Regions from separate parts of the Homo sapiens genome. Here region 1 is linked to region 2. A link is an interaction called in ENCODE POLR2A ChIA-PET data of the cell type or tissue named here. Cell type or tissue: Panc1. All regions are shown on one strand. Links, peaks and the distances in the headings refer to the core of each region. The heading gives the core; the rest is flanking DNA.

Evidence for each region. ChIA-PET counts read pairs that join two places held together with the same protein. Peaks named below come from ENCODE experiments on the same cell type or tissue, not always from the same donor. Only the 100,000 strongest peaks of a DNase experiment are listed, where the experiment ranks them.
Region 1: POLR2A ChIA-PET joins it to region 2 with 7 read pairs; 2 of 35 experiments call an interaction of 5 or more read pairs at or near these places.

Annotation. Positions count from the first base shown.
Region 1 is chr5:145,602,547-145,608,514 of GRCh38, reverse strand. It overlaps a transcript of PRELID2 not described here. Among named protein-coding and RNA genes, the nearest start is that of PRELID2, 230 kb to the left of the region's middle. In Panc1, for the core only: no CTCF peak of the experiment used is centred there; no DNase peak of the experiment used is centred there.
Region 2 is chr5:145,493,361-145,499,328 of GRCh38, reverse strand. It overlaps a transcript of PRELID2 not described here. Among named protein-coding and RNA genes, the nearest start is that of PRELID2, 340 kb to the left of the region's middle. In Panc1, for the core only: no CTCF peak of the experiment used is centred there; a DNase peak (open chromatin) is centred at 3,408.

The sequences.
Region 1 (5,968 bases), core at 1,036-5,035, 110 kb before region 2:
AGCCAAACTAAACTTCGTAAGTGATGGAGAAATAAGATCCTTTTCAGACAAGCAAATGCTAAGAGAATTCATTACCACCAGACCAGCCTTACAAGAGATCCTTAAGGGAGTGCTAAATATGGAGAAGAAAGACTGTTACCAGCCATCACAAAGACACACTTGAGTATGGAGACCACTGACATTATAAAGCAACCACACAATCAAGTCTGCATAATAACCAGCTAACAACATGATGACAGGATCAAATCTGCACAAATCAATATTAACCTTGAATGTTAATGAGCAATTAAAAGGCACAGAGTGGCAAATTGGATAAAGAAGCAAGACTCACTTGTATGCTGTCTATAAGTGACTCACTTCACATGCAGTGATGAGCATAGGCTCAAAGTAAAGAGATGGAGAAAAATCTACCAAGCAATTGGGAAACAGAACAAAGCAGGGTTTACTATTTTAATTTCAGAAAAAAAAAAAAAACGGGCTTTAAATCAACAACGATGGAAAAAGACAAAGCAGGGCATTACATAATGGTAAAGTGTTCAGTTCAACAAGAAGACCTAACTATTCTGAATACATATGCACCCAATACAGGGAACACCTAGATTCATAAGGCAAGTTCTTAGACACCTATGAAGAGACTTAAATAGGCATACAATAATAATGGGGGACTTCAATACCCCACTGACAGTATTAGACAAATCATCGTAGCAGAAAACTAACAAACACATTCAGGACCTGAACTTGACATTTGACCAAATAGGCCTAACAGACATATACATAATTCTCTACCTTAAATCATCAGAATATACATTCTTCCCATCTGCATGTGGCATACACTCTAAAAATGATCACACAATCAGCCATAAAACAACCCTCAGCAAAATCAAAAAACCCCAAAATGTACCAAACACACTCTTGGACAACAGTGCAATAAAAATAGAAATCGATACTAAAAAATTCCCAAAACCATATAATTACGTGAAATTAAGCAACCTGTTCCTGAATGACTTTTAGATAAACAATAAAATTAAAGCAGAAATCAATAAATTATTTGAAGCTAATGAGAACAACGATACAACATACCAGAATCTCTGGGACACAGCTAAAGCAGTGGTAAGAGCAAATTTATGGCACTAAAAGCCCACATCAAAAAGTTAGAAAGATCTCAAATTAGCAATCTAACATCACACCTAGGGGAACTAGAGAAACAAGTGCAAATCAACCTCAAAGTTAGCAGAAGACAAGAAATAACAAAAATCAGAGCTGGACTGAAGGAAATTGAGACACACACAAAAATCATACAAAAGATCAATCAATCCAGGATTTTGTTCTTTGAAAGAATAAATAAGATTGATAGGCTGCTATCTGGTCTAATAAAGTAAAAAAGAGGGGAGATCCAAATAAACACTATCAGAAATGACACAGGTTACATTATCACTGACCCCACAGAAATATAAAAATCTCTCAGTGACTACTACAAACACCTCTATTGCACACAAACTAGAAAACCTAGAAGAAATGGTACATTCCTGGAATCATATGACCTCCCAAGATTGATCCAGGAAGAAACTGAATCCCTGAAAAGCCACTAATGAGTTCCAAAATTGAATCAGTAATAAAAAGTCTACCAACCAGAAAAAGCGCAGCCAAATTCTACCAGATGTAAAAGGAGTGCTGGTAAAATTCCTACTAAAACTATTCCAAAAGGGTTGAGAAGGAGCAACTTCTCACTAATTCCATAAGGCCAGCATCATCCTGATAGCAAAACCTGGCCGATACACAATAAATAAAGAAAAATTCAGGCCAATATCCTTGATGAACATCGATGCAAAAATTCTTACCAAAATACTAGCAAGTTGAATCCAGCAGCACATCAAAAACTTAATCCACCATGATCAAGTAGGTTTTATCCATGGCATGCAAGGTTAGTTCAAAATATGTATATCAAGAAATATGATTAATCACATAAACAGAACTAAAATCAAAAACCACATTATCTCAATAGAGGCAGAAAAGCCTTTGTTTAAAATTCAACATCCCTTCATGTGAAAAACCTTCAACAGACTAGGCACTGAAGGAATATACCTCAAAATAATAAGAGCCATCCATGACAAACCCACAGCCAATATCATACTGAATGGGTAAAAGCTGGAAGCATTACTCCTGAAAACTGGAACAAGACAAGGATTCACATTCTCACCACTTGTATTCAACATGGGACTGGAAATCCTAGCCAGAGCAATCAGGCAAGAGAAAGAGATAAAAGGCATCCAGATAGGAAGAGAGGATGTCAAACTATCTCTGTTTGTAGATGATGTGATTCTATACCTAGACAACCCCATAGTCTTGGCCCTAAAGCTACTAAATCTGACAAATAACTTCAGCAAAATTTCAGGATGCAAAAACAATGTTCAAAAATCAGTAGCATTTGTGTATATCAACAATGTCCAAGCTGAGGGCCACAGCAAAAATGCAATCCCATTAATAATAACCACAAAAAGAATAAAATACCTAGGAATACAGCTAACCAAGGAGGTGAAATATCCCTGAAATGAGAATTAAAAAAATCTGCTGAAATAAATCAGAGATGACACAAACAAATGGAAATACATTCCATACTCATGGATGGGAAGAATTAATATTTTAAAAATGGCCATCCCGCTCAAAGCAAAATACAGATTCAATGCTATTGCTATTAAACTATCAATGACATTCTTCAATTGTATTCATCATTCTTCATTCTTCAAATTTATATATATAAATTATATGTATAAAAATTTATTTCCATTATTTTTCAAGGTTCTAGTATGGCAACTAATTAGAAAAAAGTATTTTAAAATTCATATGGAACCATAAAAGAGCTTGAATAGCCAAGGCAATCCTAAGCAAAAAGAACAAAGCTAGAGCCATCATGTTACCCAACTTCAAACTAAACTACAAGCCTACAGAAACCGCAGCAGCATGCTACTGCTACAAAAACAGACACATAGACCAATAGAACAGAATACGGAGTCCAGAGATAAAGCTGCATGCCTACAACCATCTGATCTTTGACAAAGTTGACAAAAACAAACAATGAGGAAACAACTCCTTATTTAATAAATGGTGCTGGGATAAGTGCCTAGCCATATGCAGAAGATTTTTGCCTGACCCCTTCCTTACACCGTATACAAAAATTAAATCAAGATGGGTTAAAGATATAGATGTAAAACCTAAAGCTATAAAAACCCTGGAAGATACCCTAGGAAATACCATTCTGACCAAAGGACCTGGAAAATATTTTATGAGGAAGACATCAAAAGCAAGAGCAACAAATACAAAAATTGACAAATGAGACCTAATTAAATGAAAGGGCTTCTGCACAGCAAAAGAAACTCTCAACAGAGTAAACTGACAACCCATAAAATGGGAGAAAATATTTGTAAACTATGCACCTAACAAAGGTCAAATATCCAGAATCCCTTTAAAGCTTAAATAAATTAACAAGCAAAAACCAAACAACCCCATTAAAAAGTGGGCAAAGGACCATGAACAGACACTTTTCAAAAGAATATATATATATTCAAAATAATATATATATATACAGAAGAATATATATATATAATTCAATAGAATATATATATATATATATATATGGCCAACAAGCATATTAAAATATGGTCAACATCGCTAATTATTAGAGAAATGCAAATCAAAACCACAATGAGATACCATCTCACACCAGTTAGAATAGCTTTTACTAAAAAGTAAAAAAAAAAAAAAAAAAAAACCAAAAAAAACAGATGCTGGTGAGGTTGTGGAGATAAGAGAATGCTTATATACTGCTGGTAGGAATGTAAATTAGTTTAGCCATTGTGAAAAGTAGTGTGGTGATTTCTCAAAGAACTTAGAACTACCACTTGACCCAGCAATTTCATTACTGTGAATATACCTAAAGGAATATAAATTATTCTACCATAAAGACGTATACACGTCTATGTTCATTGCAGCACTGTTCACAATGGCAAAGACATGGAATCAACCCAAATGTCTATCAGTGATAGACTGGATAAAGAAAATGTGGTATATATACTCCATGAAATACTACACAGCCATAAGAAAGAACAAGATCATATCCTTTGCAACTGGAGGCCATTATCCTAAGCGAACTAGTGCACAGACAGAAAACCAAGCACTGCATATTCTCACTTATGAATGGAAGCTAAACCTTGAGTACCTATGGACACAAAGAAAGGAACAACAGACACTAGGGCCTACTTGAGGGTGGAGGGTGGAAGGAGGGAGTAGGTAAAAAATCTGTCTATTGGGTATGCTTATTACCTGCGTGATAAAATAATCTGTACATCAGACCCTCGTGACACACAATTTATCTATATTACAAACCTGCATATGTACCCCTGAACCTAAAAGTTAATAATAAAGAGAAAAATATAAATATAATTTAAAAATCTGACCTAATTACTAAAAAAAAGATATTTATATATAGTGTCATTACTGATATCTGAAACCTGTCTTATTAGTATTTTTAATTTCCTTTCACCTGCTGTATATCATCTTTTCTCTAATTTATTTTTCTAGATTGACTATTCTATTTAATCATTCTGTTTATATTTATTGGGTACACTGAAAGTTACTTAGTCTTTGTCTAATTTTTTAAAGTTTATCCTAGAAATTATAACTTGTATTCTTCACTTATGAAAATATTTTAATAATTGACACTTTTATTCTCTTCCTAAAATCAGTCCACCTCAGAATACATATTTACCCCCTCCCAAATTAAATGCTAACGTGTGTGTATAGGTATGTATGTGTAAAACCTAAAGTCAGTATTATTATTATTTTTAAAAGTCAATACTTATTTAAGCATTCCTGTATATTTATCCTTTTTCCCTCTACCTTTTTCTGCATCTCTAATTTTTCATTTGTAATGAGTATTCTTCTGCCCGAGATCACCCTTGGTAATTGTCTTATTTTGTAAGTCTTCTGGCGGTGAACTATCAGTTCTTTGTTTGAAAAATGTCTTTGTTTTGCTTCCATGTTTAAAGCATACATTCACTTGGTAGAACATTTTAGGTTGTCAATCATTTTACTTCACTACATTGAAGAAATCATTCAAGCAGTGTGCTGCTGAGAAGTTAGCCGTTAGCCCCTGGTTTACATTTTACTTCTTTGTCGATAGTAATCATTTTTTTGGTCTCATTCAAAGATTTTTCTTTTTTTTTTTTCTAGCTGCTCTGATTTAATTATGTCCTTTTCTTTTTATTTATTCTATTTAGCTTTTATTTATCTTGAATATGTTATGATGTATTTCATCAGTTCTGTAAAATTCGCAGAACTTACTTCTTTCAATAGTAGTATCTGTTCTTTTCTTTCAGGACTCCAATTACATGTATGTGAGGTCTTCTCATCATGTTCTCCATGTCTCTAACTGAAAAAAAAATATCGAGTTATTTTTCACGTTTCTTGAGATGGAGTTTTGCTCTTGTCACCCAGGCTGGAGTGCAATGGCGCGGTCTTGGCTTACTGCAACCTCCGCCTCCTGGGTTCAAGCAATTCTCATGCCTCAGCCTCCCAAATAGCTGGGATTACAGATGCCTGCTACCACGCCTGGCAAATTTTTGTATTTTTAGTAGAGACGGGGTTTCACCTTGTTGGCCAGGCTCATCTCGAACTCCTGACCTCAGGTGATTCACCCGCATTTTGTTGCTTCCTGCTTGATTCTGATTTTTTTCTTTTATGTATTTTTCAGTTCATTGATTCTGTTTTCACCTGTGTTTAATCTGGTCTTAAACCTATCCATTGAGTTCTCAATTACAGATTTATATTTTTATTCATATAAATTTATATGTATAAAAATTTATTTCCATTTATTTTTCAAGTTTCTAGTATGGCAACTTTTATGGTTTCTGGTTTCCTGTTAAAATAGTAATTCTTGGCTTTTATTTCCTTTACTGTGATAAACATAGCTGGT
Region 2 (5,968 bases), core at 1,066-5,065:
GTCTTTTCTTTCTCCATATGCAGAAATAAACATGCAGATATATAACTATATAATATGCTTTTAACATTTAATTTATTTTACGAGATGGAGTCTCACTCTGTTGTCTAGGCTGGAGTGCAGTAGCATGATCATAGGTCACTGCATCCTCAGCCTCCTGGGCTCAAGAGATCCTTCCACCTTAGCCTCCCAAGTAGCTAGAACTACAAGGTAACACCACCACACCCGGCTAATTTTTTAGCTTTTCCTAGTGATGGAGTCTTGCTATGTTGCCCAGGCTGGTCTCAAACTCCTGGCCTCTATATAATATACTTTAAAAGATATTTTCCTTAGAATTCTATTTATATTTTGTCTTTTTTTTAACTCAGTAGTATATCATGAATATTATTTCATGTTTTCAGTAATGGTGTAGTATTTTTTTCTCATTTTTGTTTTTTTAAGAGACAAGTTCTCAGGCCGGGTGTGGTGGCTCATACCTGTAATCTCAGCACTTTGGGAGGCCGAGGCAGGGAGATCACTTGAGGTCAGGAGCTTGAGACCAGCAGATCACTTGAGGTCAGGAGTTTGGCCAACATGGTGAAACCTTATCTCTACTAAAAATACAAAAAACAAAACAAAACAAAAAACAAAAATACCATAGCTGGGCATGGTGGTGCATGCCTCTAGTCCCAGCTACTCAGGAGGCTGAGGCAGGAGAATCGCTTGAACCGGGAGGCGGAGGTTACAGTGAGCTGAGATTGTGCCACTGAACTCCATCCTAGGCAACAGAGTGAGACTTTGTCTCAAAACAACAACAACAACAACAAAACAAAGCAAACAAACAAACAAAAAACAGAGAGAGACAAGTTCTCACTGCATTGTCCAAACTGGATTCAAACTCCTGGAATCAGGTGATCCTTTTGCCACAGCCTCCAGGGTAGCTGGGACTGCAGATGCACGCCACCATGCTTGACTGTGTAGAATTTTAATCATTTGGCTATATAATAATTCAGTTAACATATATCATATTTTTAAGCATTTATGTTGCCCTTTCTTGCTGTACAAATAATATTGACCTTCCTTGATTCTATTGTCTTTACATAAATTCTTAGAAGTAGAATTGCTGAGTTCTTAAGAAGATTTAGCTTCCTAATTTAGTTTTTTTTTACCTTGTTTTAAATTATTTTATAGTTTAACAAGGGACCCAAGATGAAGCTGGGTGGTATGAGAAAGTTTCTCTCTCTAGAGAATGCATGGCTGGATTATGAAGAGCTGATTAAAACTCAGGGTCTTAGAGAGTTATCAGTGGTGCCCACAGAGGGAGGCTTTTGAATCCTAGTTTAACCTAACAGTGGATTGAGAGTATTAGTGAAGGGCAAGTGTTGACAAACAAGAGCACAGGGTCTAAGGCTAGGGCCAAAACTTTTAGAAACAGGGGACTTCCACAGATGCCTTGTGGGAAAGTTACAACAATCCTCAATTCTTTGACAACAGAATTGATCCATGCCCAGCTGTCCAAAGCTTCCATCCAGATGTGCACTCCAGCATTAGGTTCACTTGCTAACCTTTTTTTCATTAACTGCACAGTCTCTGCAGGTAAATAAACCTCAAAATATTTTAGCCATCTGTTGTTCCAATGGCTCCTGGGATTGGAAACATGGAAATCTCCGAAACTACTTGAGTGAGCACAGGCAACTTTATGGCTATGTGGATCGGTGGCCATTAGAAATTTCCACTTACTTGTCTAATAGCTAGTATGCAGGCGTTTCTACTTACCTGGAACCCTGAAAACAATAACACTCCTAAGTTACTGCTGAAAAACACTGTAAACATTTTGATCATTATTCTTTCTGTAATATCTTAGTAGAAATTTCCCCAGAGACAAAGTTTTAAATGCAAGAAGTTTATTGGAAGGCACAAAGGAAATGGGTAGTTAAGGGGGAAGGATACAGAAAAGGGAAGAGATCATTAATAAAGACATATAGCCATAACGTTACATGTGGTAGTTCTTGCATTTTTTTCCTACTATGAGGATTTCAAGCTGGAAAGTCATATCTGATTTATATTTTGAAAAGATCATGACCCAGCAATACTGTACTACAAAAGCACAGTGGATGACTGGAACGGAATCCCCTGGGAAATCTCTAAAACATAATGCAAAACACAAGCCTTCAAATTATCCTAGACTGAGCTGGGCATGGTGGCTCATGCCTGTAATCCCAGAGCTTTGGGAGGTTGAGGTGGGAGGATCACTTGAGGCCAGGAGTTTTAGACCAGCCTGTGCAATGTAGCGAGACCCTGTATGTATAAAAATTAAAAACAAATAACTGAGCATGGTGGCACACACCTGTAGTCCTAGCTACTCAGGAGGCTGAGGTGGGAGGATCACTTGAGGCCAGGAATTTGAGGCTACAGTGAGCCATGGTCATGCCACTGTACTCCAGCTCAGGCAACAGAGTGAGGCCCTGACTCTAAAAAAAACGAACAAAACCAAATTATTGGGTCTGGTCTGAAAAGCATGAAAAGCAGACACCAAGACAGGCCAACACCTATGAAGGACCAAGGGGGAGTGAACAGGAGTAGGAAGAAAGAACTTTCAGACCACGAGGTAGGTTTGGCACTTGTGAAAGGAGAAAGGAAGGAGAAACCTCAGACCATAGCACAGTTCAGAGAAAATCTCAGCTAGACCAATGGAGAGTCTTCAAGCAAGAGTAGGCTATTCAGGCAGGATGATTGGTGGTCACAAGTGGAGCCTTGACCATGCCCAATCATTGGCTGGGTGTAGTCCAGGCAAAGCTTGTCCTTGACTGGCAACATGTTTTTCCTCCTAACTTGCTGGCCAATCCCTCTTGGTTCCTTTTGCTGGTTTATCTCTTACTTTCAGATCTCCAAGTATTGGATTTCCCAGGTTATCTCTTTTTTTCTGTATATACTTACCTCCTAATTTTCCTACTACTGTGGTAGCTTTCAATGTTATGTATATATTTGTGACCTACAAGTTTATATCTCTTGTCCAGACTTTGCCTCTGAGCTCTTTAGCCACTTCTGCTCATCAGTTCAGATATCTAACTGCCTATTTGGATGTCTAGTGGGCACTTCAAATTTAACAAGTCTAAAATAGAGCCAGAACACGAGTCAAATTTGTATATTGTCCTTATTTGTGTTTTTAATTGTCTTTCTTCTCTATATGCATGTAAGCTCCTATAAAGACATAAAGGTAGATTTTTGTCTGTCTTTTTTCATGCTTCTAATTTCTAAGAATAGCACATAGTATTACTATAGTATATAATAAAGAATATTTCTTAGCCCTTGAGACAGACAAACTTTTGTGAGATTGACTGGTATCTGAGCTAAAGCTGTGAAGGAACTTAGCATTATATAAAGGGCACATGGTAATGGAACACCTGACTCATTCTCCGGTGACTCACACTCTGAGCTAAGCTAATGGACACAGACAATTTTTATTCAATGAGGTAGAGCAAAGAACTGGTGCAAAACCCAGGGGAATTGAAGAGTTTAGAGCTTTAAAGAACACGTACTACCTTAAAAGAGATAACTAACCTACCATCCCAGCAAAGTCTAATGAGTACAATTAAATCTAGCATTATTAATGCATTAAGCTAAATGCTTTATATAAATCACTGTATATAATCTTCACAACAGTTATATGAAAGACATGCTAACATTATCCCTGTTTTCTAGCTGAGGAAACTAGGGCTGTGAGAATTTCTAAAGAATCTTCTAAGATGTAAGTGAAAATCTAGGAGACTAATATGAAACATTTTTAAATTCTGAAAGTCAGGCTGGGTGTATTCATGATGGAATTGTTTCCTTGAGGGAAGCCAAAAAGAAAAGGGGTTTAGCACTTAGGTTATTTAATGCCAAGATGAGACCAAGTTAGAGATGTTAGTCTTGGAACAATTTTGTGTTGGAAGAAAGCTTGGATTGACTAAATGCAAAATTCTGTTGCCTTTTGCCTAAATGATTCCATCCAAAAATAGTTCTAGCAGATTCTGCTGATGCTCAATTCACACTGTGTTATATCCTTGCATCATTCTCTTGCATACCAGCCTGATCTTCAATGTCCAGCCTGCCGGAAGAGGCAGGGGCAGAGTGCCTGATAATGGTGATGCTGAGAGACTGTGCCCATAAGTACAGAGAGGCCAGGTTAGTTGAGAAGTGAGAAATGACTACTGGATTGAGCAACATGGCTTTGGTGGCATGGTGGAGGCGAACATTTGATTGAAATGAGTTAAGGAGATAGTGGGAGGAAGGAAACGAGAGACAGTGAGCATAGACCACTTCTGTGAATGATTTGATAGCTACCTTCATCACTTAAAAAATGCAAACAGCTTACATCACATCTTTTTCTACTGCTGAAGACATATTGTCATTGGCACACTTAACATATAAGAATATCAGAGAGGAACAGCAGCATGACATCTGAATTAGGAATCGTAAAACTTGCATTTTAGGCTGAGCTTAAAATGTGACTAGATTTTTGCCCCTAAACAAGTTATCTCCCATTTTCTCATTCTCTTATCTATTCAATGAGATTTGCAGCTTTAGATTTCATTATTTCCCCAAGGAAATTAATTTGAATTGTCTCAAGTAAGATCTAATATTCTTTTCTTCTCATGGTACATAATACATATCCATTTGTTGTCAATATCTTTAATAAGAATATATACTTAAAATGTTCTATTCTCTCTCTTTTATTTTTTTTAACCTGTTACAAGATCTTTTCTTTAATGACCTCTGGAGACTTGATGAGGGAACTCCCTTATTACTTGGATATGACATGTCAGTTACCATTAACTTAAATGTGTGATCTTGTCAAGATTTGCATCTATAGGATGGCTTTTCATTTAAGCTACCAATTAACTAGCTATGACATAAATGTTGACCTTAAAGTTGAAACGTTTTATTAATCCTATATTGCTTTCAGTTAGAAAATTGTCCAACATACGGAAAATATTTCAAAGAAGTATTTTTTCAAGACTGAATACTGATTTGTGCCTATTTTCACACTTGTTTAGTGCCTATTTGACACTTTGGTCAAAGTTATATTTATATTTAAATGAACTAATTCTTTTTCAGCATAGCACAGAATATAGTTTAGTGGGCATAGTCTTTGGATTAGGAAAATCTGATTTTCAATCTTTGTTCTGCCATCTGCTAATGTTAGGACATTTTGCTAGTTAATAGACATCTCAAAGCCTCATTTTCCTTTTCTGTAAAATAAGAGACCCTGAGCTTTGTGAAGGACAAATGAGATATGCTTGTAAAATGTTATGCACAGTGTGTGAATCTAAGTAAATGTTCAGGAATCTATTATCACTGTGAACAAGCGACTTACGAAGTTTTAAAAGAATTAAAACATGTTATGATATGGTGCCTAGCCTCAAGGAATTTACACTCCAATGAAAGCATCTGACATATAGTTTAAGTGCAAGGAAATTCTTAAGAGTCATTTAAAAATATAAAAGCTAAGAACTGTGGGAATACAAAAGCAGAAATACTTCCAGAAGAAGAAATACTTCCAGCTTGGGATTTTAGGAGAAGCCTCATCATGGATATGATATTCTAGGAAGGAATAACGATTTTGTCTGGTGGGGAAGGAAAAGGAAAAGAGAGGAAGTGGAAGAGGCGGAGAAGGAAAGAAAAAGATAGACTTTTCAGGTAGCGAGAGCAGGTAGAGTAGCTTGAGCAAGGAGGGATGACTCATTCACACAGCTGGAGCAGAGTGATGGGAGCAGAGACTTGGGAGGTGAGAGCTGACAGATGAATTGGGGGTACAGGTAGGAAGACCATGTAAGATTTTAAAAGCCATGCTACAGTGTTTATCATAAGCAATGGTGGAAGCACAATTTTAGGCAAGAGAATGACACAATCAGGACACTGAAGCAATAGATCAGAGGTTGCAGGGAAACCTGAAAATCACGTTTAGTTGGTGGTCTGTGAAAGCCATTTAGATGAGCAAAGTGAAAAA